Linked DNA regions of Homo sapiens: region 2 is linked to region 1. A link is an interaction called in ENCODE POLR2A ChIA-PET data of the cell type or tissue named here. Cell type or tissue: PC-9. All regions are shown on one strand. Each heading gives the region's core, and the rest is flanking DNA. Links, peaks and the distances in the headings are about the cores only.

What was found. Peaks named below come from ENCODE experiments on the same cell type or tissue, not always from the same donor. Only the 100,000 strongest peaks of a DNase experiment are listed, where the experiment ranks them.
Region 2: POLR2A ChIA-PET joins it to region 1 with 10 read pairs; 2 of 35 experiments call an interaction of 5 or more read pairs at or near these places.

What each region holds. Positions count from the first base shown.
Region 1 is chr7:46,118,528-46,134,095 of GRCh38, reverse strand. No RefSeq gene overlaps it. Among named protein-coding and RNA genes, the nearest start is that of IGFBP3, 210 kb to the right of the region's middle. In PC-9, for the core only: no CTCF peak of the experiment used is centred there; a DNase peak (open chromatin) is centred at 6,965; H3K27ac peaks cover 2,115 bases.
Region 2 is chr7:46,283,249-46,298,816 of GRCh38, reverse strand. No RefSeq gene overlaps it. Among named protein-coding and RNA genes, the nearest start is that of IGFBP3, 370 kb to the right of the region's middle. RefSeq lists an enhancer at 7,740-7,819. In PC-9, for the core only: no CTCF peak of the experiment used is centred there; DNase peaks (open chromatin) are centred at 7,026 and 7,516; H3K27ac peaks cover 2,328 bases.

The sequences.
Region 1 (15,568 bases), core at 3,192-11,191:
ACAGTAGGGTAAAACATAATTAAAGAGGAATATCTCATGGCTTCTCAGTCATGGCTTCTCAGCCTTTTGGCTAAGATCAAGGGTCAAGTGGAGTACCTGCTGGTGGGAGCTTGTTTCCTTCACAGGATGCAGCCCCACAGCTCACATGGGGGACTGGGCAGATGTTTCAGAAGTGAGTCCAGCTGGGAGACTTTGTGGCTGGATGGGAATAACTCACAGCAGCTGGCGATGACTGAGCTACATGCCCCAGAGACGCCAGCCATCGGACAGCAAGAGGAGAAGAGCCTGGCTCTCCTGGGCACTGATGAGAGCTTGGGGCTGACACATTGTATAACAGGCACTGCTTGTTGTAGTGGCCACAGGTGCTGTTACGATGAAAAATACCAAATATTAGAAAAATACAAAATGTCTGGAATTACATCGTCAAAGAGGAGGAGGAGGAGGGGGAGGAGGAGGAGGGAGAGAAGGAGGAGGAGGGAGACAGAGTAGGTGATTCCTTGCAGAACTTCCCCCTCTCTCTTTGCTCACTTTTGTGGTCATTGCTATTGCTGTGATCCCAGTAAGGCGAGATCCTGTAAAATATTGACAATCGTTTCAAATCCACCCCAAGGAAAAAGAATGAATGACAATCTTACTGCTTTAAAACCAACTTGGTGTAGTTGAGTTGTGAGCCAACATGCTAACTTTGAAGGGGCCTCCAAAGCCTTTGACGAGCCTAAATGGAAAATCCATCTTCTTCCCAGGCAGAGGCTATGCCACAGCCGTCCTGTATGTAAACCCTATTACCACGGAAAGAGCATTTTTGTGGCATATCGACTAAGAAAATAACCAGGCTGCTCTTTCTTGTGGTATTGGAGCTGAGGACGAGGAAGTCTTCCCAGCCCAACCCTCTTAAGCCAGTAGAGTGATTCTAGAGGAAGAGAAATCTAAGACTCGGCTCAAGTCAAACACAGTCAGACAGCAGGGACAGCCTAGGGCAGGACTCAAAGAAAAAATCAAGGGAAATATAGCATTTTCCACCACAAAAATATTTAGAACATAGCTATTTGATACCCTGACTGTTCTAAAGTTGTTTTTTTCAGGAGGACATTAAAGCACTATATGTTATCAAATTGTTTTGTAAAAGTGTGTTGCAATCTCAGAGAATATTGTAATATTAGCTTACAAATTGTCACAGAGCAGTCATCATACACTTAAAATTTTTTTGCCTTTCTTCAAAGTTCTACCCAGAGGAAGAACACTTCAAACACATTTCACTTCATGGCATTTCTTCTGTCTTTTCATTTGTTTGCGTCTCAGCTTACTTAGGATGTTTAACATCTTGGAATCATAAACCTTAACATAACCAATGCATAAAAGTCGCAGCCACTGACCCAGTGTGGAGAGCAAGTGAACTGTGCTGCCAGCTGTGGCCCCCGCCCATGCTGCCTTCATGCTTCAGGTACCTCCAGACCTCACTACAGTACTGACACAGTATCCCAGCTCTGTGCTGCTTTCTCAGGCTGCAGCCACAGGGGGAGTATGAACACACAAACATGCCGATGGAAATCTCCTGTTTGAAAGCCTTGCTCTTCACACAAGGTTCAACATTCCTGTGGACTCTGGGACAACTAATCCCCTAGGACTAGTTCTCTGCACTCTCTAATACCCGGGCTCCATGCTGCTCCAGCTCACAGCAGGACTCACTCTGCCAGAATGTGCTTCCCTGTTTCTGGGCACCTGCAGGGATGAAACACATTTTCTTCATCCCATCCAGACTGAACCAAGTCCGTTTCTTCTTCCTGCTCAGCACACATGGCTTGTCTCAACTGCATGGCCCAGCGTCCTCAGCAGCTCAGAATGGCCAGGCCACCAAGTCCTGGCAGGCCCAGAACTGCTCATCAGTGTGATGAGTTCACTCCACACTGGCCCATACAAAGTTCCCAGGTGATCTTCCTTGCCTTTCCCTTTCTGAGTGACAGAAACACCCAGGCAGTGGGTAAGCCACACATTGGAAATGAGACAGCAGCTGTCACCACAGGCCTCTGAGCAACCACATGAGGAATGACTGCCTCCCGAAATGCTAGCCTTGGACTAAGAGATAAACATACTTTTTGAATTTTAAGCAACCGAAAACTTGGGTTTATTTGTCCCCAACCCTAAATCATATCCCTCTCTGACTCCCCCAGACTAAGTGAAGTCCCTTTCTATATGTCTCTCTGGCCCTGAAGCTTTTGTTCATTGTGCACTCTAAAAATGTAGTGAAAGGTTTATTTCACTACATGGAATTATGTTTTTCTATATAAGTATTATTCTTGGAGCTATAAAGCCCCATAGAGATCTTTAACCTAATATCTAGCACAAAATAGGCACTCATTAAATATTTGTCGAATGAATGAGTAAATATTAAGCACTTATATTTGCAGTACCCCATCTAATTTTGTCAGCGATCTAGAGTAGCAGTTTCCACTATCCTTCTTACTACAAGTTGAGTATCCCCTGTGCAAAATGCTTGAGACTAGAAGTGTTTCAGATTTTGAGTTTTTTCAGATTTTGGAATATCTGCATTATATTTACTCCAATGAGCATTTCCTTTGAGCATCATCATGGTGCTTAAAATTTATTTTTAGATATTGAAGCACTTCAGATTTCAGATGTTCAGACTTGGGATGCTGAACCTGTACAGATAAGAAAGCAAGATGAATTACATAATTTGCCAAGGTCCAGGAGTAAAATAAATCAGTGCTAAGATTTCAACCCAAGACTAACTTTAATATACTATGGTCCTGGGATCACATTAAGGAATATTAATATTAACCAGACATCGCCTACAGTAAGTATAAAGAAAGAGCATTGCAAAAACCTAGAGGAAAAGAAAGGCATGACACAGTCAGGAACAGGGGAGATGTGAGAAGAAGCCACAGGTTGGGTTTTATGAAGGCTGGAATGAGCAAGGAAGATAGCTCAGCACCCAAACCAAAGTGCTTTGTTTTCAGTCTGGGGATTCCAGACTTCATTCTATGGGTGGGTGGGGAGGAGACAAGAGGGACTAGCCTATAGGCTTTTTAAGCGTGGTAATGAAGGATCCATCCATTCTGAATTTTAGGACAATGACTGGCAGCCAGTACAGGGACCAATAAGCAGGCAGAGGGTGGAGGCAGAAGGAACAGTGGAAAAGCTGGTGCGATAGTCCAGGGTCAAAGAGCAGTGAATCTGAAATCAGGCAGAAGAAAGGAGGGTGGAGCGAAGATGAAAGCGGGAACTTCCCCAAGTTCAGACAACATGATGTGGTGGCCGCGGAGAAGAGGGGAACACATGAGGAAGAGGCTGAATGCCACAGGAGTGGGGAGGAGGTGGTGGTGGCTTCTTCATGACACCCCTGTTCTGAGGACCTTAGAGTGAATGGAAGTGGGTTGACTGAGCCAGTCCCATTTGGTCTGAGTTTAACTTGCAGTTATGACCTGGGTCTTCAGAAGTCTTCCATACTACTTAGTAAATAAGCTGCCCACTCACTCCTATGCAGGCTGAAGCATTGTGATTGCTGGTTTGTTTTCAGAAAATATATGTCACTTAAGACAGTCTAAGCTAAACAAGTAAAAAGTTCATATGACCATGACCCAAATAACCAAAGCATAGAGCAATTAGCGACTCTAAACCATTTTCAGAAAATCATCCTCTGGAAAGACAATCACGTATCAAGAACAAAGTTGCAAGATGTCCTTGGGCTCAAGTGTGAAGACCACTATACACCTGAATGGCCAGATGGCTGTGAGTGTTCACTGAAGGACCCGTTTCCCCAGTTTTTCCTCAAGAACTCTAGAAACTAAAACTATGCATTTTGGGCAATATTTCTTCTCTTAAGACATCATGAGAATACAAATTACAATCCATTTTTATTAAATACCGCCTACTTTCCAGGAAATGGGATAAATGCTTGAGGAAAAGGGTACTTATCTATTGAAAATATATTTAATGTGTTTTTTTAACTGAACAGCTAGGAGAGTTTGGGGTTCAGGGAATGATGTCTTCCTCTTCCTCGGCCCACTTATCTCCTACTACAGGACCCTGTACCTCAGCAGCCAGTGCTGCCATCCACAGGTGTCTGCTGCAAACCTCAGGATCTTCATGGCCTCCACTGTGACTCCTCAAACCAGAAAATCCATATGCAGGCCTGATTGCTAAGATTTCTCCAAGCGTCCCGTCCCTTCCATTTCCCCTGCCACTGTTTCCACTGAGACCCTGGGCCTCCTGGTTTCAGACCCTCCACACTCAAGCCTCTTTTCTAGTCTCTGACTCTAAATTGGCCCCACTCCAACCCATCCCTCATCTTGCAGCCAAAATGATCTTTCTACAGCTCATTCCTCTGCTTAAAGAGAATTTGAATAATTCACAACAGCAACTCTTCTGCAGTATTGTTGGGATCTACAACCACTTCGCGAAATGATTTCCCATCACTTTAGTACAGCTGAAAAGTGAGATGCAGCAATGAGAAAGGATGCTCAGAACAGCACATTAATTAACCCAAGAACTGGAGACAATGCAAATGCTCATCAGCTCTACTGTAGAATGATAAGTAGCTTGTGATCCTTAGCACAGGGGCATGAGGTACAGTAGTGAATCTGAATGTCCCTCAGCTACAAAGTCCACAAGAATGAACCTCATATCCACACTGTTGAAACATGAGAATCAGAGGGACATGTGGAGCAGGATGTCATGTGGAATCATGAGGATGTCATGTTGAAACACGAGAATCAGAGGGACATGTGGAACAGAATGAACCTCATATCCACGCTGTTGAAATACGAGAATCAGAGGGACATGTGGAGCAGGATGTCATGTGGAATCATGAGGATGTCATGCTGAAACACGAGAATCAGAGGGACATGTGGAACAGAATGAACCTCATATCCACGCTGTTGAAACATGAGAATCAGAGGACATGTGGAGCAGGATGTCTCAACAACACAAAAGGCAAAACAATGTTATGCTTAGAGACCCGTGCATATGTGATAAAACTAAAATATCAAGGAAAGATAAACCCAAAATGTAGGAAGGGGGTAAGGAAAGTAATTGGGAAGAACTATGGATAGGCTCCCAAAAACTCTGCTAAGGCTATGCTTCTGAAACTAGACATTTGAACCATTGGTTTTCATCTTATTATTATTCCATAAATGGCATTAGTAGGTTTTACATAAATTTTCATGTCTATTTCATAAAAAATAATTTAAAATAAAATAGAAGATAAAAAAGAATTTCAGAGGGATTTCCCCCACCCCTCGGATGAAAGCAGAACTCCTCAGCATGGTCCCCGGGACTTCTGACGACCCCCTTCCTTGTCATCCTCCCATGGGACTGTCCATCTTGGAGCATTCTACTCTCTGCATCAGTTCCCTTAGGAAAGCCACTCCTTCTCATATACATTTGGTGAACTCTCACTAGACTTGGGGATCACTCCAAGATGGAGCCACTGCAGCAGTTGCCAACCCTGCCTGGTGCTCTGCAGGAGCAGGTATCTGTGCTTACTGTGGCCAGAGCCCTGAGCTCCCCTCATGCAGCCTCTCCCCGCCCCTGCCCTGCCTGGGAGCTGAGACCTCAGAGTTTCAGGACTCCATCTCATTCATTTCTAGAAGTAAAGTTGTCACTAGGAAGTCATGTGAGTCATGTGAGCTTTCCTCAGTGAAGGTTTAAGGGGGAAAAAACCAAAGAGGGACAGAAAAGGGGAGTATGGAGGGATAGAGAGAGAAGGAGAGAAGAAAGATTGATTAAATGTGAATCTTTGAATATAAATCTTAGCAACAAATAGTATTTTATCTGCATAATATTTAAAATTAAAAATGATCTATGTAAGAAACATGCAGATGCCAATCAAATACCAGGATCATTCTTTTCAAGAAATATGTTTCTGTATGATTTCTCTGTTAGCTATGGTAATACGTTAATATGTTATATTTAAATTTTTGCTTTCACACTTATTTCCTTACCTTTTAGACCTCTAATTAGCAGAGCATCTGGTAATTAAATTCACACTTGCATCATTCAACGATTCTTCAAAGCAACTGGTACACATTCATGTTGGCCAGTGTCCAGAGTTGAAGAAGAGGTGGACATCTGTAGAACTCCTGGTGCCAGAAGGGAATATAATTGAATTAACATGTTTCCTTTCTCCCAATTTCAAAGGTGCATTGTTCACTACTAATTTTTCCTGTGTTTTTTAAAGGTTATGTCTGCTTAAAATTGGAGGAGTTGATACAATGCAGAACTGTCTTAATTTTGATAATGAATAAAGTATTAAATAATAGAAGGGAATTAATACAATTCAAAGAGCAGCATGCGATGTGAGTCAAACCCACAAATTCATCTCCCTATTTTACACATGAGGAACAATGCGGCCCAATGAATGTCTCACCATCATCACCAAGCTCCTTTCTAATAGAGTGAGGACCAATTGTCTCTCAAGTCACAGTTTAATGCCAACTCCTTTCTATGATTCTAACTTACATAACAATGCTGCGAATAATAAAAAAATAATCAGCAGGTAGAGAACACACAGTGCCAGGGGCAGATTTGAAGCATTTAAGGCATGTGAATTCATCGGACAATCCTGCTGACCTGGGATGGAACACATTCATAATGTCCATGTTACAGTTGTGGGAACAGAGGTGTAGGGTGCATCAGTGCATTGCCCCAAATCCTACTGCTGGCGAGAGGCACCATCAGAATTGAACTCAGGTCTATGTGGCAGCCAGCCTGAACTCTTTCCTATGCAGGAACACAGTGCCTCCCTTACTGATACCGTGCACCTAGGCAAGGCCTCACTTCATCAGGGTGGCTTTCTCTGGGCTCCTGTAACCAGATTTTTTTTTTTTTGGTTGTGGGATGTTTTCAAAAATAGGTGAGAGCAAGAGGTTCAGACTTCTACGTGCAAACAAACAAATAAACAAGTGCTGATTCCATCTAGAAACCTCAAGCTAAAAGCAACATCATCTCTAAGGAATTCACTTTATAGGCATAAGGGAAAATGTGTCATCAGATAGCAGCAATGAAAAGGTGCAGCTGAAAAGGCCAGCCACACCTGTCATCTCTGCTTGCAAATAGATGTGCACATTTGAGATAAAAATAGGCCTCTGGAACCAAGGTTTTAAATGGCTGTACATTTGACGGCTAAGGAGAATCATTTGCATCTACCAGAGCCTGGCATAGTGGCAGAAACAGGAATGAATAATGGAATTGATGGAATGAATAAGTGAATGAATGAGAGTTGGAAAGAACCATAAAGACCATGTTATTTAATCCCTGCTTATGTGTTCTATTCCTTCCCCTGAGGTTTCTAACAAGCATCATAAATCTTGGCTTGAACTCTTCCAGGAACAGGGAGTTAGCTACTATCCAATGCAATGAAATTATTGTTAGAAATTTAAAATTGATGTAAAAGTCCCTCCCCAACTCTTTCTCCCTTCTTCCCTCTCATGCCTACTGACTCTTTACAGAGTAAGTTTGGCATGTATATGACATGGAGGCAATGGAATTATAAAGAGAGAGGAAAGGCTAGCTTTTCTTACCAGCATTAGAAGTCTTGGGTAAGCACAGAAATAATAGGCTTAGGTCAACTAACTAACTAACTAGTCTAATTAGTCAGGGCACGTTGTGAAAGTTCACACAGCCTCCATGGCAGGGTAAAGAAAGACACTTATCTTTTACAGCTGCAAGGTATCTTGCACTTGCACTGAAATTCAGACCTGGGATTTAATTGTAATGATAGCATTGCTGCAAACAGACCTGGATGCATGCTCTTGGCAGATATCCTATGCCAAGGTCTTCCTACTAGGAAGAGTTGGACTCCTGGGTCTAAAACAGGGACACTAGGTGGTTGACACTAAAAATCTTTCTAATTTTATGTTGATGTAAAGGTTTATGTATTAAAATGTATGGATATTAACTATCCAATTAAATGTGTTTTGGTAAATGTGTACACGTCTAACCCGTGTTCCTATCAAGATATAGAATATCTGTCTTCTCAGAAGGTTCTCACATGCCCTCTTCCAATCAATTCCCACCTCTCATAGGCAGCAAATCTTCTGGTGTCTATTACCATAACTTTTTTGTCTGTTCTTGATATTCATATAAATAGAATCATGAAGTTTCTGGCTTCTTTTACTCAGTGTGTTTTTGAGAATTATCCATGCCACCGCATGTATGAGTAGTTCATTTATTTTTATTGTGGAGTAATATCCTATGGGATGGATATACCACACAGTCACTTATCAATTTTCTTGTGGAACATTTGGTTTCATCAGGTTCGGGGTCATTATAAACAAAGCTCTTTGTTATTATACAACTATTTTTGAGAAAATGTATTTAAATTTTTCTTAGTAGAAATATCTAAGAGTAGAAGCACTATACCATAGAATTATATTTATAACTTTACAAGAAACCACCAGACCTTTTCTCAAAGTGGTTGTTCTATTTTATGTTCTCATCAGCAATGTAGGGGAGATCCAGTTGCTCCAAATCCTAAATCGGGCTTGCCAGACTTTTTAATTTTAGCCATTCTAAGGATGTAAGGCGGTATCCCACAGTGGTTTCAATGTACATTTCTCTGATGACTAATGACGCCAAACACATTTTCATACAACTTACCGATCATTCACATGTCTCCCTCTTAAGTGACCATTCAAATTTTGCCCATTTTACATTAGACTGTTTGTTTTCCTATTATTGAATTGTAGAAGGTATTAGTATATTCTGGACACACATCTTTAATATGTGTGTTGTGAAGGCTTTCTCACAGTTTGTGACTTGGATATTCATTTTTTCAATTGTGCCTTTCGAAAAACAGATACTTTTAAATTCAATGAAGTCTAATTTATCAGGTTTTTTCTTCTAGGGTTTGTAATTTGGTGTTCTATCTAAGAAATCTTTGCTTACCTCAGGATCATACAGATTTTTCTATTTTTTTCTAAAATTTATATAATTGTTGATTTTTACATTTAGGTGCATAACCAACTTCAAGTTCACTTTTTTACTGTGGTGTGAGATAAAAACATACAGGGGTATGTTTTTCATACAGATATCCAGTTGCTGCAGCACCATCTATTGAAAAGAATATTCTTATCCAATTGAATGACTGTGACACTTCTGTTGTAAATCAATCGGCTTTATATATGGGAGTCTATGTCTAGCTTATGTATTCTGTTCTATTACCATGTATGTCTACCTTTATGTCAATACGACACTTGATATCCACATCTATATATCTATATCTGTATTTCTGTTCCCCATTCTCTCTCCCCACCTCTCTCTCACTACACAAACACACACATGCATGCACACACACACACACACACACATATCTTGTGTCTATATATTTAAAATAAATTTCTTTTTTTGGGAGAGCATTTGTTTATAAACAGAAGCTCCCTAGAGCTCAGGGCTATAAACCCACCTATGCTGGTGTGGAGGAAGGCCCAAGAAAACGGGGGAAAGAGGATTTATTTTGTAAATTGTTACCTGTGCAATATGAGATGGATTATCAAGCCGTAACACTGCAAACCTCAGTAAATTCTGTTATTTTGACTAGTAACTTCTTTTTATGCAGAGACCAGGGAATGTTGTATCAGGCTGACATGCACAGATCAGGCACAGAAACTGAAGGAAGAGAGACAACAGCAATAGCAGAGGGGCCTAGAAATAAATTAGCACAGTTGAGAGGAGGAGTTGGAGCTTCCACAACCATGAAATTTATATTTTAGGGATCTTACTGAGCTCTCCCAGACCAGAAGACCAGAGAGATTCAGGCATCTGGATGATGCCTGAATATTATTATGCATGTTACAAAGCACTTTCACATAAAGTTTCTCAGCTGATTCTCATAAAAACTTAGGTGAGCTAGGCTGGGTAAGAATTTTCACCCATATGCAGAGGATGGAGCCTGGGAGATCACCATCAGACCATGCCTCTCAGATTTCAATAAAAATTACAAGGCATGCATAAAGGCCAGAAAAGAGCAATGCAAGCATAAGAACCAGAGTAAGAAGTGGCAGAGATTTTTGGAATGATCGGATGGGAATTAAACTATGATGAATGTGTTAAGGACTAAAATGAAAAAGTAGAATATGCAAGATCTGAGAGATAACGTAAGCAAAGACATGGAAACTCTTAAGAGTCAAAAGGAAATGTACAAGTCAAAATAAACCATGGAACAGAAATGAAGAGTGCCTTTGATGAGTTCATCAGTCTAGACTTGGCTGAAGAAAGATTTAGTGGTTGTGAAAATGTCAAGGGAAACTGCACAAACTGAAATGCAAAGAGAAAAAGAGATTAAAGAAAAATCAAAAAGAACAAAACATTCGAGAAGCATGCAAAAATAGCAGAAGATGTAATACGCAGCCAGTTGAAATGCTGAAAGTAGAAGGGAGAGAGGAGGACAAGACATATTTGAAGAAATCATGCCTGAGATTTTCAAAATTAATGACAGACACCAAATAAAGACCATATGCAACAAGCCCACAGGTAACATCATACTCCATCATAATGCAGAGAAGTGGAAAGTTTTTCCTCTAAGAGAGGGAACAAGACAAGGGTGCCTACTTTCACCGCTTCTATTCAACATAGTACTGGAAGTCCTTGCCAGAGCAATTAGGCAAGAGAAAGAAAACAGGCATCCAAATCAGAAAGGAAGAAGTTAAATTGTTTCTGTTTGCAGATGACATGATCTTATATATGGAAAACTCTAAAAATCCACCAAAAAACTGTAGGAACTAATATATGACTTCAGTAAATTCACAGGATACAAAATCACCACTCAAAACTCAGTAGTGTTTTATACACTAACAATGAACTATCTGGAAAAGAAATCAAGAAAACAATCTCATTTACAATAGCTGCAAATAAATACTTAGGCATAAATTTTATCAAGAATATGAAAGGTCTTCACACTGAAAACTAAAAAACATTTATTAAAAAATTGAAGACACAAGTAACTTGAAGATATCCTGTTCAGGGATTGTAAAAATTATTATTAAAACGTTCATACCATACCACCCCAAGTGATATATAGATTCAATGCAATCCCTATCAAAATTTCAATGACATTTTTTAAGGAAATAGAAAAAAATCCTAAAAATTGTATGGAATCACAGAAACCTCTAATTATCCAAAGCAAAAAAAAAAAAAAAAAAAGCTGAAAGCATCACATCTACTACCTACAGATCTCAAAATCTACTATAAGGCTATAGTAAACAGCATGATAATGGCATAAAAACAATACACATAGACAAATGGAACAAGGTAAATACCCCAGATATAAATCTATACATTTATAGTCAGTTGATTTTTGACAAGGTTACCAAGAACACCCAATGGGAAAAGGACAGTCTCTTCAATAAATGGCATAGGAAAAACTGCATACCCACATGCAAAATAATAAAATTAGATGCTCATCTCATACCATACACAATAATCAACTCAAATGGATTAAAGACTTAAATATAAGATCTGAAACTGTAAAACTATTAGAAGAAAACATAGGGGGGGAAGCTCCATGATATTGGTCTGGGAAATAATGCTTTTTGGCTATGAACCCAAAAGTGCAGGCAACAAAAGCAAAAATAGACAAGTGGGACTACATCAAACTAAAAAGTTTTGGCACAGCAGAGGAAACAATCAAAAGAGTAAAGAGAAAACATACAGAATGGGACAAAATATTTAGGTTAATATCCAAAACATACAAGGAACTCAAACTACTACTCAACAGCAAGGAAATAAACAACCCCCTTAGAAATAAACATTTCTCAAAAGAAGACATACAAACAGCCAAGAGATCTATGAAAAAATGCTCAACATCACTAATCATCAGGGAGATGAAAATCAAAACCACAATGAGATTATCACCTCACATCTGTTAGAATGGCTACTATAAGAAAGATGAAAGATAAGAGTGTTGGAGAGGATAGGAGATAAAAAGGAACCCTTGCACACTGTTGGTGAGAATATAAATTAATAGAGCATTTGTGGAAAACAGTATGAAAGTTCCTCAAAAAAACTAAAAGTTGAACTACCATATGACATAGAAATTCCACTACTGAATATATAGCCAAAGGAAATAAAATCAGTATTTTGCAGCAATATTAGCACTCCCATGTTCATCACAGCATTATTTATGATGGCCAAGATATGGAATCAACCCATATGTCCACAAATGGATGCTTAAGACACACACAGAAAATGTAGTCTATACGTATAATGGAATACTATTCAGCCTCCAACAAGATGGAAATCCTGTCATTTGTGATAACATGGATGAAACTGAAGGACATTTTGTTAAGTAAAATAATCCAGGCACAGAAAGACAATCCACACAATCTCATTCATATGTGGAATCTAAAAAATTGGAACTCACAGAAGTAGAGAGTAGAATGGTAGTTACCCTAGGCTGAGGAAGGAGAAGATGGGGAGATGGTGGTCAGAAAACACAAAACTTCAGTTAGGCAGGAGGAATAAATAAGTTCAAGAGATCTGTTGTAAATTGTGGTGACTTCAGTTAATAACAATATATTATATCTGTGAAAATTACTAAGACAGTACATTTAAAAGTTCTCACCATAAAAAAAATGACAAGCATATGAGGTAATGCATATATTTAGTAGCTTGATTTAGCCATTCCACAAGGTATACATATATCAAAACATGTTGTACACTATAAATATGTACATTTTTTCTTGTCAATTAAATAAATATTTTTAAATGACAGACATCAAATCAGAGACACAGAAAGTTCAAAAATGCCAAACAAAGTAAATACCAAAAAGTCTACACTTAGGCATACCATTTTCAAACTGTAGAAATCCAAAGGCAAAGAGAAAATCTTTAAAGAAGCCATTAAAAAGCAAATCTTATCTATACAGGGACAAGGATAAGAATTACATCATGCAAGCAAGAAGAAAGTGGAATAAAACATTTAAAATGTTGAAAGAAGTAAAGAAAAAACACCAACTTAGAATTCCATATCCAGTGAAATTATCTTGCAAAAGTAAACAAGAAATAAACTGTCATAAAACAAACCTGAACAAATGTTGCAAAAATAGAAACCATACAGGGTATGTTCACAGGCCAAAACTGAATTAAATTAAAAATCATTAACAGAAATATTCCTGGAAAATTTGCAAATATTTTAAGATTAAACAACACACTTCTAAAGAGGGCATGGGAAGAAAAGGTGTCTCAAGAGAATTAATCCAACATCCCACTTAGGGAATTAGCAACAGGAGATCTTTTTGAGATGGGGTCTTGTCTGTCACCAGGCTAGAGTGCAGTGGTACAGTAAGGTCTCACTGCAGCCTCAAACTCCTAGACTCAAGCAATCCTCCCATTTCAGTCTTCTGAGTGCCTGGGATTATAGGAATGCATCACCATGCTCAGTAAATTTTTTTATTTTATTTTTTTGTAGAGACAGAGTTCAACAGAGTTCCTGTTGTTTTCCATATCCTCACTAACATTTTGTATTGTCATTTTTTAAAATTTTAGCTATTCTAATACTTTCTCTGTTTAATGGTCACTGAGTGTGGTTTTAATGAGCGACCACTATATTGCCCAGGCTGGTCCAACTCCTGGCCTCAAGCAACCCTCCAACCTCAGCCCTTCAAAGTGCTGGGATTACAGGCTTGAGTCACCATACCCAGCCAGGGGATCATTTTAAGCTTAAAGAAGCAAAGGGAAAACAATACTAAATATTGGAGCATAAATAAGTGAAATTGAAAACAAAGCAATGGAGAAAATCAACAAAACCGAAGATGGTCATTTGAAAGGATAATTAAATTGATAAACCCCTAGCTATGCCAACTAAGAGAAGATACAAATTACCAACATCAAAAATGAAAGAAAGATCATCACTAATGACTTTATGGAGATTAAAGGAATAATCAGGAATACTCTGCACAAATCTATACCTACAAACCTGATCATCTAAATTAAATGGACCAATTCCTTGAAAGACACAAAGTATCCAAATTCACAAAAGGAGAAATAGATCACCTGAATAGAACTGTATATATTTAAAAATTAAATAAAAAATGTAAAACTTTCTGAAAAGGAAACCATCAATGGTTACACTGGCAAATTTTACCAAGAAATTAAAAAGGAAATAATACCAATTCTCCACAACATCTTCCAGAAAATAGAAACAGAGAGAATATTCCTAACTCATTCTCTGAGGCCAACATTACCCTAATACCCAAACCAGACAGACACATCAAAAGAAACAAAAACTACAGACTAATATCCCTAAGATAGGTGCAAAAATTCCCCAAAAAATTCATACCAAGTCCAGCAATATAGGAAAAAATTATATTCCATTGCTTAGTGGGATTTATTCTAGGTATGCAAGGTTGGTTCAGCATTCAAATACTAGTCAATGTAATCTACTACATAAACACAAATTAAAAATTATGTCATGCCAGCTGACCAGAAAAATAATTGAACAAAATCCAAGTCCTGTTCATGATAAAACTCTCAAAAAAAGAAACTAGAAAAATAAGAAGAACTTTCTCATTTTGATAAGGAATATCTACAAAACCTTCAGCTAACACACTTAATGGTAAAAAATCAGGACACTTTCCACCTGAAAATAAACACAAGACAGAATGTCCTTTCTTACCACTCCTATTCAACATCGTGTTTTAAGAGCTAGCTAGCTCATAGCAAATGAGAACAAAATAAAATAAAGGAATAAAAGTTGAAAAGCAAGAAGTGAGATGGTTTTTGTTTGTAGGTATCATGACTGTCAATGTAAAATATCTAAAAAAAAATTGAACCAATAACGACAAAACTCCTCGAATTAGTAAGAAATAAGTGATTATAGCAAGTTCAGAGACACAAGAGTAATATACAACAGTCAATTGTTTTCCTATATACAAGCAGGAAACCACTGGAATTTGAAATTTAAAATACCATACACAATGGTATTCAAAAGGAGAAACCCTTTGATATGAATGTTAACAAAATAAGCACAGGATCTACTAGGGAGGAAACTGCAAACATCTAATGAGATAAAGGAAGGTTTAAATACTTCATTTTATGGACTGGAAGACAATACTTTCAGATGCTAATTCTTTCCAACTTGATTTATGGACTCAATCCATTCTCAATAAAAATTATACCAATATATTTTGTAGATACTAATCTGATTTTGAAGTTTATTATCAAAGTCAAATACCTAGAATAGCCAACAAAATGCTGAAGAAGATAAAGTTGGAGGACTCACACTACCCAATTTCAAGATTTATAAAGGTACAATAATCATGACAACATGGTATTGGTGAAACAATGAGAACATAGACCAATGTAACAGAATAAAGACCCCAAAAATAGACCCACACAAATATAGTCAATTAATCTTTGACAAAGGAGCAAAGTCAATTCAATGGATAAAGGAGAGTCTTCAACAAATGCTGTTGGCGCAATAGAGTATCAATACATTAACAACAACAAAATGAACCTAGACACAGATGTTACACAAGATTTTGCATAGAACTTACACAAAATTAATTCAGAATGGGTCACTGACCTAATTCTAAAACACAAATCCATGAAACTT
Region 2 (15,568 bases), core at 2,834-10,833, 170 kb before region 1:
GTGAGTTGGGAAGTACTACTCCAACATCTTCTAACCATCTGGTCTTGGAAACTACTTTTTCCAGAGCTTTTAATCACCAGTGTAATTTATTTAATAGTTACATGCCTAGTCAGAGTTTCTGTTTCATTTTGGTTGTGTTTTGGTAGTTTTTGATTCTCAAGGAATTGGTTCATTTATTCAAAGTTGTGGGATTTGTGATATAAGGTCATTTACAGTTTTACTTTATTATCTTATTATCTTATCTGCAGCCATTCAGCTGCAGAATCTGTCGTGTTTTACCCCATTTCATTCTCAACATTGGTGATTTATTTGTTTTTATTTTTGTCAGTGTTGCTAACAGTATCAATTTTACCGATTGTTTTTGAGAAGCAACTTTTTACTTTATTGATTTTTCTCTAATGTTTTTATATTTTCAATTTCATTAATTTCGGCTTTTATCTTTATTTTCTTTCCTCCTCTTACTGTTGGCTTATTTTGCTCTTGTTTTTCTAGTTTCTTGAGGCAGAAAGTTAAATTATTCCTTTAGGACCATAGTTATCCATTTCTAGTGTAAGCATTTAAGACTATAAATTTTCTTCTCAGTTTTACTTTCACTGCATCCAACATACTTTGATATGTAGTCTTTTTGCTTTAATTTAGTAATACAAATAGTTTTATTTATTTTGAGACTTTTAATCTTTCTTCTTTATGCCTGCAGATTCTTTTATTATTTTCTTTCCATTTGAAAAATTTCTCTTTGGCAATCTTTAAGGGCAGCCTTCTTAGTAACATGTTCTTTTACCTTTTTTTTTTAACCGTTGAGAATGTCTTTTCTTTCTCCTTCATTCCTGAAGAATAATTTCACAGGTTATATAATTTGTGTTTGACAATTCTTTCAGTACTTGAGAAATGTACTGCTTTTCCTTGAGGTTTCAGACAAGAAATCAACCTCAACCAAGTTGGTGTTTTCCTATATGTCATGCATTGTTTGCTTTCACCTACTATCGAGAATTTTTTCTTTGCCTTTAATTTTCATATCTAACTTATGATTTATTCTTGGAATGAATCTACTTAGGGATATCTTATTCAAGGTTTGTTCTGCTTATTGGATCTGTAGATTTGTATCTTTCATCAAGCTTGGAACTCTTTCACTCGGTATTTGCTTAAATAGTCTTTCAGCCTGACCTTCTCTCTTCTGAGAGTCATTCATTCTATATAAATGTTCAAGCTTTTGTTATTGGCCCACAGATACCTTGGTCTTTGTTTATCTGTTTAGCCTGTTTACTCTCTGTTGTTCAGATTGAATGACTGTCATTGATTCATCAAAATTCCTCACTTCTAGCCTCTGTCATCTCCAGTCTACTGTTGAGCCCACTTGGCAAGTTATTTTTTCCTCAATTCTGTATTTTCCTTTCTCTGTTTTAAAGAACTACAGTTTCTTTGTGAAGATTTGCTTTTTTCATTTGTTCCAAAATAATTTTTAGAAGTTTTATGGCTTCAGGAGTTATGTTTAACTCTTTAACTCAAAATGGTTTGAGTTTATTTTTGCATATGATATAAGATAAGGGTCCAAAGCCATTATTTTGTATATGAATATCCAGTTTTCCCAACACCATTTATTTGACTATTCTTTTCCTCTTTGTATATTCTTCATGCTCTCATTAAAAATTAGTTGATCAAGCATAAAACTCCCAGAAGAAAACATAGAAAAAAAAACCTCCTATACACTAGGGTTGATTGGCGGTAATTTCTTGCCTGCACCAAAAGTACAGACAAGAAAAACAAATATCAAAAAGTGGGACTACATCAGACTAAAAAATATCTACATAGAAAAGAAAGCAATGAAGGAAATGAAAAATTGACCTAGAGATTAGAAAAAAAACTGTAAATTATATATCTCAGAAGTAGTTAATATCCTACATATATATATCAATTTGTATAATTCAACAGCAAAAAAAAACAAGTAACCCAATTAAAGAATGATCAAAGAAGCTAAATAGACATTTTCCAAAGACATACAAAATGGACGTATGAAAAGGTGCTCAGCATTACTAATCATCAGGGAAATGTAAATCAAACCCACAGTGAGCTATCCCCTCACACCAGTTAGGATGACTATTATCAAAAAGGCAAGATACAACAAGTGTTGATGAGTATGGAAAGAAAAACTAACTCTTATATACTGTTGGTAGAAATGTGAATTTTGGCTGCACCAATTCACATTTCCACCAACAGTATACAAGAGTTAGTTTCTCTTCACATACAGAGAGAGTATACAAAACAGACAACAAAAGAAAAAATTAAAAAGTGGAACTACATCAAACGAGATGTAGAATATGGAAAATAGTATAAAGGTTCCTGAAAACACTAAAAGTAAAGCTACCATGTGACCCAGCAATCACACTTCTGAGTGTATATTCAAAGAAACTGAAATCAGATTTGAAGAGATATCTACACTCCCATGTTTATTGTAGCATTAGTCACAATAGACAAGATATGGCAACAACATGAATACCCATTGGTAGATTTCTGGATAAGAAATTCCACACACAGTGGAATATTACTCAGCTTTAAAAAAAAAAAAGAAGATTCTAGGAGATTCTGTCATTTGAACAATATGAACAGTCCTGGTAAACATTATTTTAAGAGAAGTAAGCCAGATACAAAAAGACAAACACTTCATGATCTCACTTATATGTGGAATCTAAAAAAGTCAAATAAATAGAAGCAGAGAGTAGAACAGTGGTTACCAGAGACAGAGAGATGGGATAAATGGGGAGATGTTGGACAAAGGGTACAAAGTTGCAGTTACATGAGGTGAATAAGTCTATAGATCTGGTGTATAACACCATTAACTGGCTATAGTTAATAATATTGTATTGTATACTATAAATTTGTCCAGAAAATAGATTTCAGGTGCTTTTTTACCATATGCACAACAAAAATGATAACTGTGAGAGGAGATGGATATGTTAATGTACTTGACTGCAGTGACCATTTAACTATGTATTTCTTTATCAAAATATCATGTTATACACCTTAATTATATAACATTAAAAAGAAGAATTTCCAATAGATTGCTATATCTTTTTTTTATTATTATTTTGAGATGTCACCCAGCTAGGGTGCAGTGGCGCAATCTTGGCTCACTGCAACTTCCACTTCCCATATTCAAGCAATTCTCCTGCCTCAGCCCCCAGAGTAGCTGGGATTACAGGTGCCTGTCACTATGCCCTGCTAATTTTTATTATTATTATTTTTTAGTAGAGATGGGGTTTCACCATGTTGGCTAGGCTGGTCTCAAACTCCTGACCTCGTGATTCACCTACTTCGGCCTCCCAAAGTGTTAGGATTACAGGTGTAAGCCACCGTGCCCAGCCAATTGCTATATCATTTTTTATGACAGCCTTAAAACTCCATCTGATAATTCCAGCAGCTCTTTAATCTTGGTGTGGGCATCATTTCATTGTCTTTTCTCATTCAAGTCATGATTTTATTAATTCCTGGTAATGTTTGCTGCATCCTACACATTTACCGATTATAAAAGGCAACTCTAGGACCTGGTTAAATCTATTACTTTAGCCGGTAGTTGCCTTTGTTAGGTCTGACCTGCTTTGCAGGTTGTGGTTCTAATGGAAGTTTACTCATCAGAGCTTTTCAGTGTCATTTTGGTCTGCTTGTTAGATATGGTACTGCTGGGGCTCCCACTGGTTCCTGTTGTGCCACCTGAGGGACAGAAAGTTTTTCCCCAGCCTGGCCATTGGGGAGGACAGCATGTGGTGGAATTCAACTCCTCAGTCATCCCTAGCTCATGCCTAGGCAGTCTGGAGGGTCTTGGGCCATGAGGACACAGAGGCTTCATGGCTGGGCTGCTGTCTGACTGGGGACTTCTTTCCTGTTCTGCCTTCCCACCTGGTGTCTCTAGGTGGACAGAGGACTGCCTGGTAGGGCAGGAGGGCGCCTCCCTTGGTGGCCAGTCTCCCTGTCAGTCCCCCTGAGGTGTTATCAGGATTGCCTCATGTTCTCAGAGGGTCTCCCATCCAATCCAGGAAAGGGAGCAGCCTGCCTATACTGCCATTGGTTGTTAGGGTGGGGATCAGCAAAGATCAGGTCTGAGTGACCACCTCTGTTGGGTGAGGGATACAGGACCCCCACCCTGTGCTCCTTCTCAAGTCCTGAGGTCCTAAACAGCTTCCCACCTCCTTCCCTCGCTCCCGATCTTCCTGTGGTTTCTAGTTGTGTTTGGCAGACACCCATCCATTTGTCATAAATTTTAACAGTGACGAAATGCTTCAACTGAGCAGTTAGAGGTGAATGACAAGAGCTGTTTGACAAGCTTGTGGGGACTCTAAGGGAAAGGAGCTGACCCTTGGTGCTCACATACTCTGCAAGGGTGACGTTGGCCCCTGGTGACTGAGGAAGAACCAGCCTTCTCTCCCGACAAGATCAAGTGGGTGGGATCTCGGCAGACTAAAGTGGGCGACAATGAGCTGATGAGCCCTCTGGTGCCTAACTGGGCCCACGGCCTTACGTTTGGCTGCAAGCAATTCTCACAAGTGGGCAGCAGACATCCACTTCTTCAGAAGGACAAGTCTCAGACATTGGTCTCAGTCAAGCCCACCTGCGGATAATTTTATAAGAAATATGTAAGATCTGTAAGTAGAGAGCTTTAAAAACTAATGGAGCAACACAAAGATTAACAAATGGAATAATTAAAAGACATATACGTTATTTAATGAGAAGATTGAATCTCAAAAAACATATAATTTATCTTTAATCTAATAATAAAAATGCTACCAATAATGGTAATAAAAGAACATTTTTAATAGATAATTCAAAGTTCATATGGAAAAATTAAGATGAAAGAATGTCTACAAAATATCCAAAAGATAAAAGCAATGGGAAGACAAGCACAAGCCTCATCATATAATAAAACAAATCTAGAATACAACAATTTTATTCTGAGAATACAAAAATCAATGAAAGAAAATATAGAGTCCAGAAATGGAACTAAATTAATATTAGGAATTATATATGATAGATATTACATTTTAAATCAAAAGGAAAGGATGGATTATTTCATTACTGGCAATGGGAAATACATATGGAAGAAAATGAAGTTGCATCCTTACAATACTCCTTAAACCAAAATAAACGCTGGTTGGATTGCCTGTTTACACCAGAAGAACACAATAAGCCATACAAGTAAGAAAAAAAGAAAACATGGGTAATTTTTGTAACTTTAATTTGAGTAGGAGGATGTTTTCCTTAAATGTATAATTCCCTAAAATAAAATGCATACTGTCATTTTTTTCTTCCAGTGTAGCAGAAAAAGGGGAGAAAGAGAGAGTGTCTGTGTACAGATATTTTTAGAGATATTCAAAGGGTAGGAGACAAGAAACTACAGAAAAATGGACAAGGTGCATTAAACAGACAATTCCCTGAAAAGGAAATCCAAATGCCACTTGAAGCTCTGCTAGATGACCTAACCTGGCTCATAGTTAAACAACTGAAACAAGGACAAAATATTGTGCTCCTCCTCTCAGACTGCAGACACCAATATGTTTAGTAATGGACTTTTCTTTTGAAGTTATTGGGAAACAGGAACCTCGGATATAAACGTTTGGTTGTGAGCGTTCACTGCACACCTATTTGCAGTTGATTTGGCAGTGCTGGCAGTTTCATCCAACATGAAATTCTAGCCATGTGGAAAACAAGCGTGCATCCCCTTTATCATTTCACTTTTAGTGAGTTGAGCTGCATACGTACACATAGGTGCTCACACACGTGTACAGATGTGTGCACATTCATCGAATTCAGTGTGGTAGGAAATGACTGGAGAACATTCCCAGTGTTCAGCAGTGGGTCATAAATCGTGGCTAAAAAGAGTTCATTGAAACCATGAAACACAATATAGTCATTAAAATGTTCTCCAAGTGATGAAAGGAAAGAAATCCTAGAGATTAAGGGAAAGAAGGTAAATGAAAAAAGTGTGTAAAGAAGTGGGGTGGTAAACTTTGTCACGTAAATGCCTGTGCACTCATGTCTGCAAAGGTACAAAGAAAGCGGGAGGACAATCATGGGGAACTCCCTCAGTGAGCCTGGTATGGGGTTGCGGGAGAAGAAATACTTTTTTTAGTGTATTATTTTATGGCACTTGAATTTTCTACTTTAAACAGTTTTATTAAAAATACTATGTTTTTAAAATAGACTTTTGCAGGTAGCATATAAAACCTCATCAGAGAAAATGAAAGAAAAGTAAAGTGAGAAACAGACAAATGGATCCAGAGAACAGATCCTTTTCCCAAATGCATCTTAAGCAAGACCCAACAGTTGGCTGTTAGAGAATTTCCAGGACCCCCAGCCGCTGTCAGTATAACTTTATAACTGAACCATTTAGAAATGAACATAATCTGTAAGTAAAGTTGGCCACATCTAACCTTCTGAGTGCATGTGGCTGTTTTTTTTTTCTCCAATACTTAAATTTGAGGCTATTTCTGTGCAGAATAGAAGTATTTTTATGTGTGTTTTCTTGTCTGTAGCAATTGAGATATCAGAAGGAATGAAAAGTACATCTTTGATCTATTCACTATGGAGGCTTTTAAATTTTTGATTTCCAGCCCAAATTTCAAACTCAAATAGGAATAAAATAGGTACTGTTATAAATAAACACCACAACAGTAACAAATACAAAGGAAAAAGGAAGCCAGGGACCAAACAGCAGCTTCCTCATTCTTCCTTTCCTGAACTGGCAGTTCTGGGATGGATTGGCAAAAGTCATGTGAAGTGTGGGGTTTATGGCCTGTTTTTGCTGGTCCCAAGGGCTCCAGGTTAAGAGTTCTGTTGACAGAGGCCAAGGGAGCCCCTGTTTACTGGGGAAACGAATGTTTCTTTACAGCAAAGGCTGGGTAATCCCAGATGCTGAACTAAGAAACAGCTTGTTCTTTGTATCAAGGAATTTACTCTTAAAGCATGCTTCTTATTTTTAGATTTCAAACCCCAAGGGCTTTGACTGTGGCTGAGTCAGTGTTCCCTGAAACTATTAGTATATTGCTCTCACACATCAAGTTTTAGTATGAATCATTAAAAATAACACTGCACGTAACCCGCCAGTTTTGTTAAGTAGATGGACAGGTAAGAGGGATGACTATTTATCCTAGACCAGATCAAAATGGGCTCAGGATTCTCAAATGACACATTTAAGGAATAAGTAACTAATTCATTAATTCGGTTTGATCATTGTTTTATTTGTGTTTTGGGTTTTGTTTTGCTTTCTTTTTCTAGAAAATCAAGGCACAGAGCTACACGATGTCCTTACCCAGTAGAATCCAGTCTACTAAGGAATAAGATCAACTTTCAGGTGACCAAGAATTATGATCAATCATTCCCTGGGTATTCTTGTTTCATCACCCATCCATCAACACACAAGAGACAAAAAACCCTTTCACAGCCTCCTTGAGAGATGTTGTGCAGGTGAGATGCATGTATTTGCCCAGAGTTGTGGGCTGAGATCAGGGGCCTCTGGAGTAATGTGGGCAATGCAGGTAATGGGATCAGAATGACTCCGCAGGCCTGCGAGCCACGCCTGACAGAGCCAGCTGTGCACTCCCTCTCCAGAAAGGAGAGGTCTGAGTAATGGTGGCCAGGCTCCTCTCTGGCTGGGTGGGTGGCTCCTCTGGCCTAAAGCCAGAGAGCAGCTTCTCAGATTAAATCAACGTTTTGCACCATGCCCTGAAGCAAGTGGGGCCGTTTCCAGGGACAGCTTTGGGTTTAGTGTGCTGACTGTGTGTCCCAGCTGAGCCATCTCAGTGGCACCCAGTCCTGGTGTCTGGACATCTGGGAGATTTCTATTCTTAACCAGGTAGCCCTGAAAACCAAAGCCTCAACTTAGTCTCTTAAAAAAGGGGGAATTATAGTCCCCATGCAACAGGGTAGGTATTCACTAAATACCAGTTCCTTCCTCTTTAGAGGTTATAAAACCTTGGTTAACAGATAAGTGCAGAAAGTCAACACTCAGTTCCTGCTTGTTGAATCTGAACCACCACTGGAAGAAAGGCAGGCAGGGGTCTTCCCTCTGGTCAGCAGCACTTTCAGATCTAGGGGCTGAATAAAGGATCTACTTCCTCCTAGTTACACATTTAATGTGGACCCTTCTCTGTGAAGAGGGATATTCATTTGCAAGTCTTCTTTAGTGCCAGCACTGGAGGCTACTGCTGACCCAGAAGGAGGGGGTCTGGTGCACACCTTATCAAACATGTCAACACCACTTAAAGCAATGGGCTCAGGAGCCCAAGCCTCACTCCTGAACCCTCCTCTCTAAAGCTTCCCAGACAGGGGCTGAGGTATAATGATTGCATGTTGCAATAAAGCTGACCTAAAAGGTCTCCAGCAACACAGGCATTTAGCACAATGAAATCATACAAAAGTGGAATTCTGTGCAACGTTGTACCAATGGCAGGGCAGTGGGCATGCCCCCCATTCTGGGTGCAGGCAGTGAGGGGTACATTGTCTGCAGAAAACTTAAAGACAATCATAAAACCCTATAAAAATCAGCCTGGTTTTCATCACCAGTGTTTGCCAGAGATTCTAAACAACACCAGTGATAAAATGCTCCTTTACCCCAAAAAGATGTTGTTGGCCTATGACCTAAATCACTGCTCCCAGCTACATAGCTGGAGGATTCAGCTACAACTGCTCACTTCTAGAATACATTTGTAAGGCATAGAAATCCTTTGGGTTCCATTTTAGTGCAATCTGTGTGCCCAAACCCTGGGGTACAACACATTCCTGAGTTTCAAGCAGGACGTTCTAATCAGCAATGATGACACAGTGACCGTCAGGGTAGAGAAGCAATCTCAGTCTTCCTCTGGCCCTGTCAACCTGGAGCACAGTCTGGGAGGTGTGACCTCCTTGTTGAGGAAGAACAAATGTCTATATTAAATATTTTTATATTTAATATTAAAGTAAGTTCCTATATGAAATATTTCACTGAATTTGAAGAATGGATTTTTAAATGACATTTATCCTTTTGAAAACTTATTTCATCATTAAAGGATGAATCTAGAAAATAATAATGATGACTGATTATTTCATGCCTATTACTGAAAATAATTTGGCATATACAAGACAGAAATGTTAAAAAAGAAAAAATCTTCTTTGGTTGCCTAACACATAAGTTACACCCCTAGCTATATTGTTTGGAGTATATTTAAAGATTATTGGCCAGGCGCGGTGGTTTACACCTGTAATCCCAGCACTTTGGGAGGCTGAGGCGGGCAGATCGCCTGAGGTTGGGAGTTCGAGACTACCGTGGCCAGCATGGCGAGCATGGCCCATCTGTACTAAAAATACAAAAATTAGTTAGGTGTGGTGGCAGGTGCCGGTAATCCCAGCTACTTGGGAAGCTGAGGCAGAAGAACTGCTTGAACCTGGGAGGTGGAGGTTGCAGTGAGCTGAGATTGCGCCACTGCACTCTAGCCTGGGTGACAGTGCCAGACCGTGTCTGGAAAAAAAAAAAAAAAAAGATTACTTTTTATAATAAAGCAAAAGCACAGAACAGAGAAATGAATTTCCCCATTCAGCAAATAGTCCACAGAAGGCCTCAAATCTTGGTGTATTGATTCCACAAGTTCTTTCTACTACCCAGATATAAATCCATTTTTAAAAAATGCCGAGTGAAAATAAGCTCAATCATTTTGGTATGCTCTCTTTTCAGGCACTAGATTTCGACCATATTAAGTGAGTTCATGACCCAGCTCTGTCATTTTTACTGCATGACTAGGAGCAAGTTAGTTAAACTCTCAGAGCTTCAATTTTCTAAATTCTAAAATAGATATTATTAAACATGACTTTTCCACTGGTGGTTGTTAAGTCATCACTGTCACTTGGAAGGGTGGTGAGAACTATCCTCTATCTTGTTCCTTGCCCGATGCAGAGTTGAGCTGGTATCTGTCACTTAAGTACTGTCAATGGCTGGTTGGCTGACCACCTTAGAGAAAAGGCATGCTATAGAAAGAAAAAGACTAGCAAATTGTTCCTTCACATTCTCATGTTGCAATTTCAACTTTTTTTTTTTTTTTTTTAATACAGAGTCTGGCTCTGTTGCCAAGGGTGGAGTGCAATGGCTCTACCATGGCTGACTGCAGCCTTGACCACCTGGGCTCAAGCGATCCTCCCACCTCAACCTTCTGAGTAGCTGGGACTACAGGCGTGTGCCACCATGCCTAGCTAATATTTTTACTTTGTTTTTTGTAGAAACAGGGTCTCACTATGTTGCCCAGGTTGGTCTCAAAATCCTGGTCTCAAGCAATCCTCCCACCTTGACCTTCCAAAATTCTGAAATTATAAGCGTGCACCACTATACCTGCCCCTTTGCTTTTTGTTGAAACAGAAATCGCTGAATATAAAGGATTCTAATGTCTCAGTTGAGAAATGCATAAAAGATAGCTTTTTCATGTTCATGTTCATACAAGCCAAAATGTCACTGCAGAAATAATTAGTTTTATTTTGCTGCTCTAACAACATCCAAACATTTAATCCTGTGGTGCCTTGCACGCACACAGAAAGGAGGTTACAGAAAGGAACAGAGCACTATTAAGATTTAGAAGTGATTTTTGCTACGTCATGATTTCAGGCCATTTGTAAAGACTATGGATCTGACCTTCCTAATTTAGACTTTTGCAGCTGGGTTTTAAATGAGTAAGGAGCTGCAAACTGCATGGAGTCCTTCCCTCAGATGGTGGCATTTTAAAGAAGCAGACAGTGGGAAGATGAAAGCTTGGAGTAGGGAGGTACTCATACACCCACCTGAGGAGCAAACACATTGAAACTAGTTCATACACTAAAAATCCATATTATGGGTCAGGAGATGGGATACATGTCTTTCTGTGAATTTTTTTTTAGAAGATAGAATCTCCTTATGTTGCCCAGGCTAGACACTAACTCCTGGGCACCAACTCCTGATCATCACCTCAACCTCCCAAGTTAGCTGAGACTACAGGTTTGCAGTATTGTACTTCTGTCATTTGCAACAATATGAATGGAGCTGAAGGTCATTATATTAAGTAAAAGAAGCCAAACACAGAAAGACAAATATCACATATTCTCAGAAGCCAAACACAGAAAGACAAATATCACATGTTCTCAGAAGCCAAACACAGAAAGGCAAATATCACATGTTTTCATTCATATGTCCACGCTAAAAAAGTGGATCTCATGGAGATAGAGAGTAGATTGGTGGTTACCAGAGGGTAAGAAGGGTGGAAGACATGAAGAGAGGTTAATTAATAGGCACAAATACACAATTTGATAGAAGTAGTAAGACTTAGTGTTTGATAGATCAGCAAGGTGACTGTAGCTTACAATAATTTATTGTATATTTTAAAATAGCTAGAAGAGAATAATTTGAACGTTTCCAGCATAAAGAAAAGACACACATTTAAAGTGATATCCTAATTATCCTGATCGGATATTTACTAATTGTATAATGTATTAAATTATCACATGCACCCTGAAAATATGTGCATCTATTATGTATCAATAAAAATTAAATTTAAAAATGCTTTATGGCTTAAAAATTGCTTTTTCCCCCTGAGGTTACACTGTCCTGAAAGCAGCTCAGTGTTTGTTGTTGTTGCCATACTTCCCTAAACAGCTTACAGCACATAGAGAAAAGTGGCTGGCACAAGACATGGCTTGGCATACTACCGGCCCTGTGCTGCTCTCTGATCTATTTTGTTCTCCCGTCAACTGTCCCCACTCCCAATGCACTTACCAGGCTTTGAGGAAAGTAGAATCCAATTTAATACAGTGACTTGTCCACAATTACTCAGTAAAATGAAAATCAAGTCCTCTGGTCTGAGGCTTAGATGTAAAACCTAAAACTATAAAACTTCTAGAAGTAAACATAGGAGAAAATCTTTGTGACCTTGGGTTAGGCAGAAGTCTTTTAGATATAACAACAAAAGCGTAATTCATAAAAGAAATGATAGATTGGATCTTATCAACATTAAAAATTTAGCTCTTTTTTTGAATGTGCTAAAATATTAAAGAGTAAAATGAGCTCAAATTACAAATTTGAAAATGAGATGATATTTATAAATAATATGTCTGATAAAAAGCTTGAATCCACGATGTATAAAGAAATTTTAATACTCAATAATAAGAGGAAAAAATAACCCCATTCAAAAAGTGGCCAGAACATATGGACAGAGACTTCATCAAATAAGATATCCAGATGACAAAGACTCACATGCTCAGTGTCATTAGTCATCAGGGAAATGCAGGTTAAAACTACCATGAGATCACACTACACACCTATTAGAATGGTTGAAACCGTAAAGACTGCCCATACCAGGTGCTGACAAGAATATGAAAGAGCTAGAAATCTTATAGACTGATGGTAAAAATGTAAAGTGGTACAACCACTGTTTTTTTTTTTCTTATAAGGCTAAATATACAACTATTTTAAGACTCAGTCATTCCACTTCTAGATTTACCCCCCCAAAAAATTAAAATATATATACATAAAAACTCATACATGGGTACTCACAACAGCTTTATTTGAAATATCAAATAACTGCAAACAACCAAAATGTCCATCAATGGATGAATGAAAAAAAATGATATATTCACACAATGAAATACAACTCCACAACTTGGATAAGTCTCAGAATAAATTATGCTGAATGAAGGAAGGCAGACAAAAACATATACTCCAAGTTCCCACCTCATCCAAACAAAGCAAACCACACACGCACCCACACATATTATAATGAGCTGAAGTTGGGACATCAAGAAGGTGGGATTGACTGGAGCCAGATCTGCAGGAATCCAAAAGATGCTGAGTTGCCTTAGCAGAGATGTCTACAGCAATCAAGAAATTGAGCCTTGGAGCTAGCAACAAGGGCAAGGGAAAGTTTGATCAGAAAGCTGAGTCAAGACTTGCATGCAGAGTGAGGTGGTCAGGTTTCTTTCTAGGAGAAGCAGAAACAAATCTACACTGGGAAACACTTCTCTGCAATTTAGGTCCACAAGGATCTCACTGTCAAGATTAAGCAAAGAGGTAGTAACCAAATTTCACAAAATCCAGAGAAAGCAAAATCCACTAGGATTAAGTATCAACAGAAACAACAAATAACAGGTTTGATCCCTAAGACCAACAGAGCTGGAGATTTTCAGATACATACAAATGTTTCAAATGCATAATTAAAAAAAGACTGATCAACATGAGACTATTAGGAAAAAAGCATGTAGAAATGATAATATAATTGTTAAATACGTTTATGTATAACTCAATATCTAGTGAAAATAGATGATATAGGAAAAGAAATTATGTGCAATAAGATGAAATATATAAAATAGGCATGAATGAATATGAATGATATAATGAGATAGTCTCTCGGCTTGGCTACATTTTGTAAAACTATAGTGACAAATAATCCCAATATCTCAGTGCCTTGAAACAACCAAATGTGATTTACTGCCTACTCTACAAGTCTATTCTGAGCCCTCTGAGGCTATGTTCCCTGTTGTCTTTACTCTGGGACCCAAGGCTCAAGCTACCACAACTTGGAGCATCGTTGTTCACCCTGGTAAAAGAAAAAGGGTTTCAGGAAGGCTCACAATGGCTAAGAAATGCTCCAGGCTGAAAGTATATGCACCATTGTAGCCTACAGTTCATTAGCTAGTAATAGCACATGGCCCCAGGCAACCCAAAGAGGCCAGAAAGGGCAACCCTGCTAGTGACCAGAGCAGTCAGCTGCACACGTTTGATGAACTGGGCTGATGACTGTCACATTTGAACACAGGCCTGATCAGAGTCCTAGAAGGGGAGAGCAGAGAAAACAGAGGTGAGGCAATCTTCAGAGCTCAAGGCTGGAAGTTTTCTATAACTAAACAAACTAACAAACAAACAAACAAACAAAAAAGCAGGATTATACAGATCAATGCATACCATACCATAGAAGATAAAAAAAATAAGAAACCTGCTACTAAATATACTGTATTAAGACTGCAGAATTCAGGAGGAAATCTCAAAAACAGCCAGATAGGAAAAACAGAGGACTTAAACAAACAAACAAACAAAAAAGGCAGGATAAATTTAGATTTCTCAATATCAATGGAAGAAAGAAAATGGTCCAATATTATCTTCAAAAACATGTGAGAGAAAATAACCGTCAACCTAGTATGTGTACAAAGAAAAGTATCGTTCAAAGAGTGAAATAAAGACATTCAAACATAATCAAAAAAATAGAAAGAATTTTTTAAAACATTGCATTCAAAGAACTTCTAATGCAGATGCTTCATGAAGAAGAAAAATTATCCCAGAAGCTAGGCTGAGAGGCAAAAGGAAGCAGTGAGCAAATACAATGCGGCCTTGCAAACAGCTCCTAACAAATGTCATCCATAAAAAGTAGTCACAATTGCTATTTGGTATTAACTTTTTAAAAAGCGCAGAACTAAAAATCCTCTGTAGCAGTGGTGTTGGCTCAGGAAGGATGTGTTCGATTTCAGTTTCTCATGTTGTTTTGTTGTTCAGATGGATCCTCCTGGGCCTTGAAGAAAACCCTCCCCCACCAGCATCTTTTAGCCCCTTCTGCAGCCAGGCAGGGCTTGGTAAAGCCCCCCTTTTCCTGTTTGGACTGTGCATCCATTCGTTCTATTTGCCTTGTGCCAGTGAAGGTGAAATTCATCTGGATCCCACAGTTACTATTCCTCACATGCCTCGGTGACGTCACCTCTCTAAAGTCAAGATATTTTATTCCCAGAACTCTAAAACTTCCACTCCCGCCAGGATAGACTTACTCCTAATGAACCCTTCCCAGGGCCTGGCACCCGTCTCGCTGTTCTTTACTCTCCAGTTTTCCTTTTCCTGAGGGTTCTCCCTTTGCTGAGGTCACCTCCGTTTCTTTCCCATGGGGGCTTTACAGAGCTCTCTGTCAAAGAGGCAGATTTGGTATATTTTGTTGTATTCAATTTCTTCATGTGTATACAGACACAGTAGTTTGCATAATTGCAAAAGTAAAACCAAGATATTTATCGTGCTGTTCCTTTTTAGTCTAAGGTTTCTATTTTCTATTTTCTTTTTGTTTGCTTCTACTCTTTCTCTATCCTTCCGCATCTCTTTGTCTCAACTCTCTCCTAGACTAACTTCAGTTAATTCATGTGAAACACTTAGTGTGCTACCTTCTGTGTTTTCTCCCATATTTTCATAATAAAAGAACACAAACACACACACACTGAGGAGGTAGCATTGTTTTAAACATTTTCTGCATCTTGCTTTTTATACGTAACAATATCATGCAGAACGCTAAAAAAACTTTGAGGCTTTCTTCAAAGCTTTTTGATAGGAAAAGAAGACTTTTAATATTGGTTCCGGCTTATTGAATAAAATGTGCATCCACACACACACATACACACACACACACACACCTGCATATACACACACACATCCTTGGCTTTGGTTCACAATATGGATCCCCTGTGGAATCTCATTTACAGCCCTTCTCCCACTTCTTCAAGTCTGGCTCAGGGGCAGGCATTATTTGTTAATATTTCACATGAAAGAATATAAAGGCTTTACAGGAAT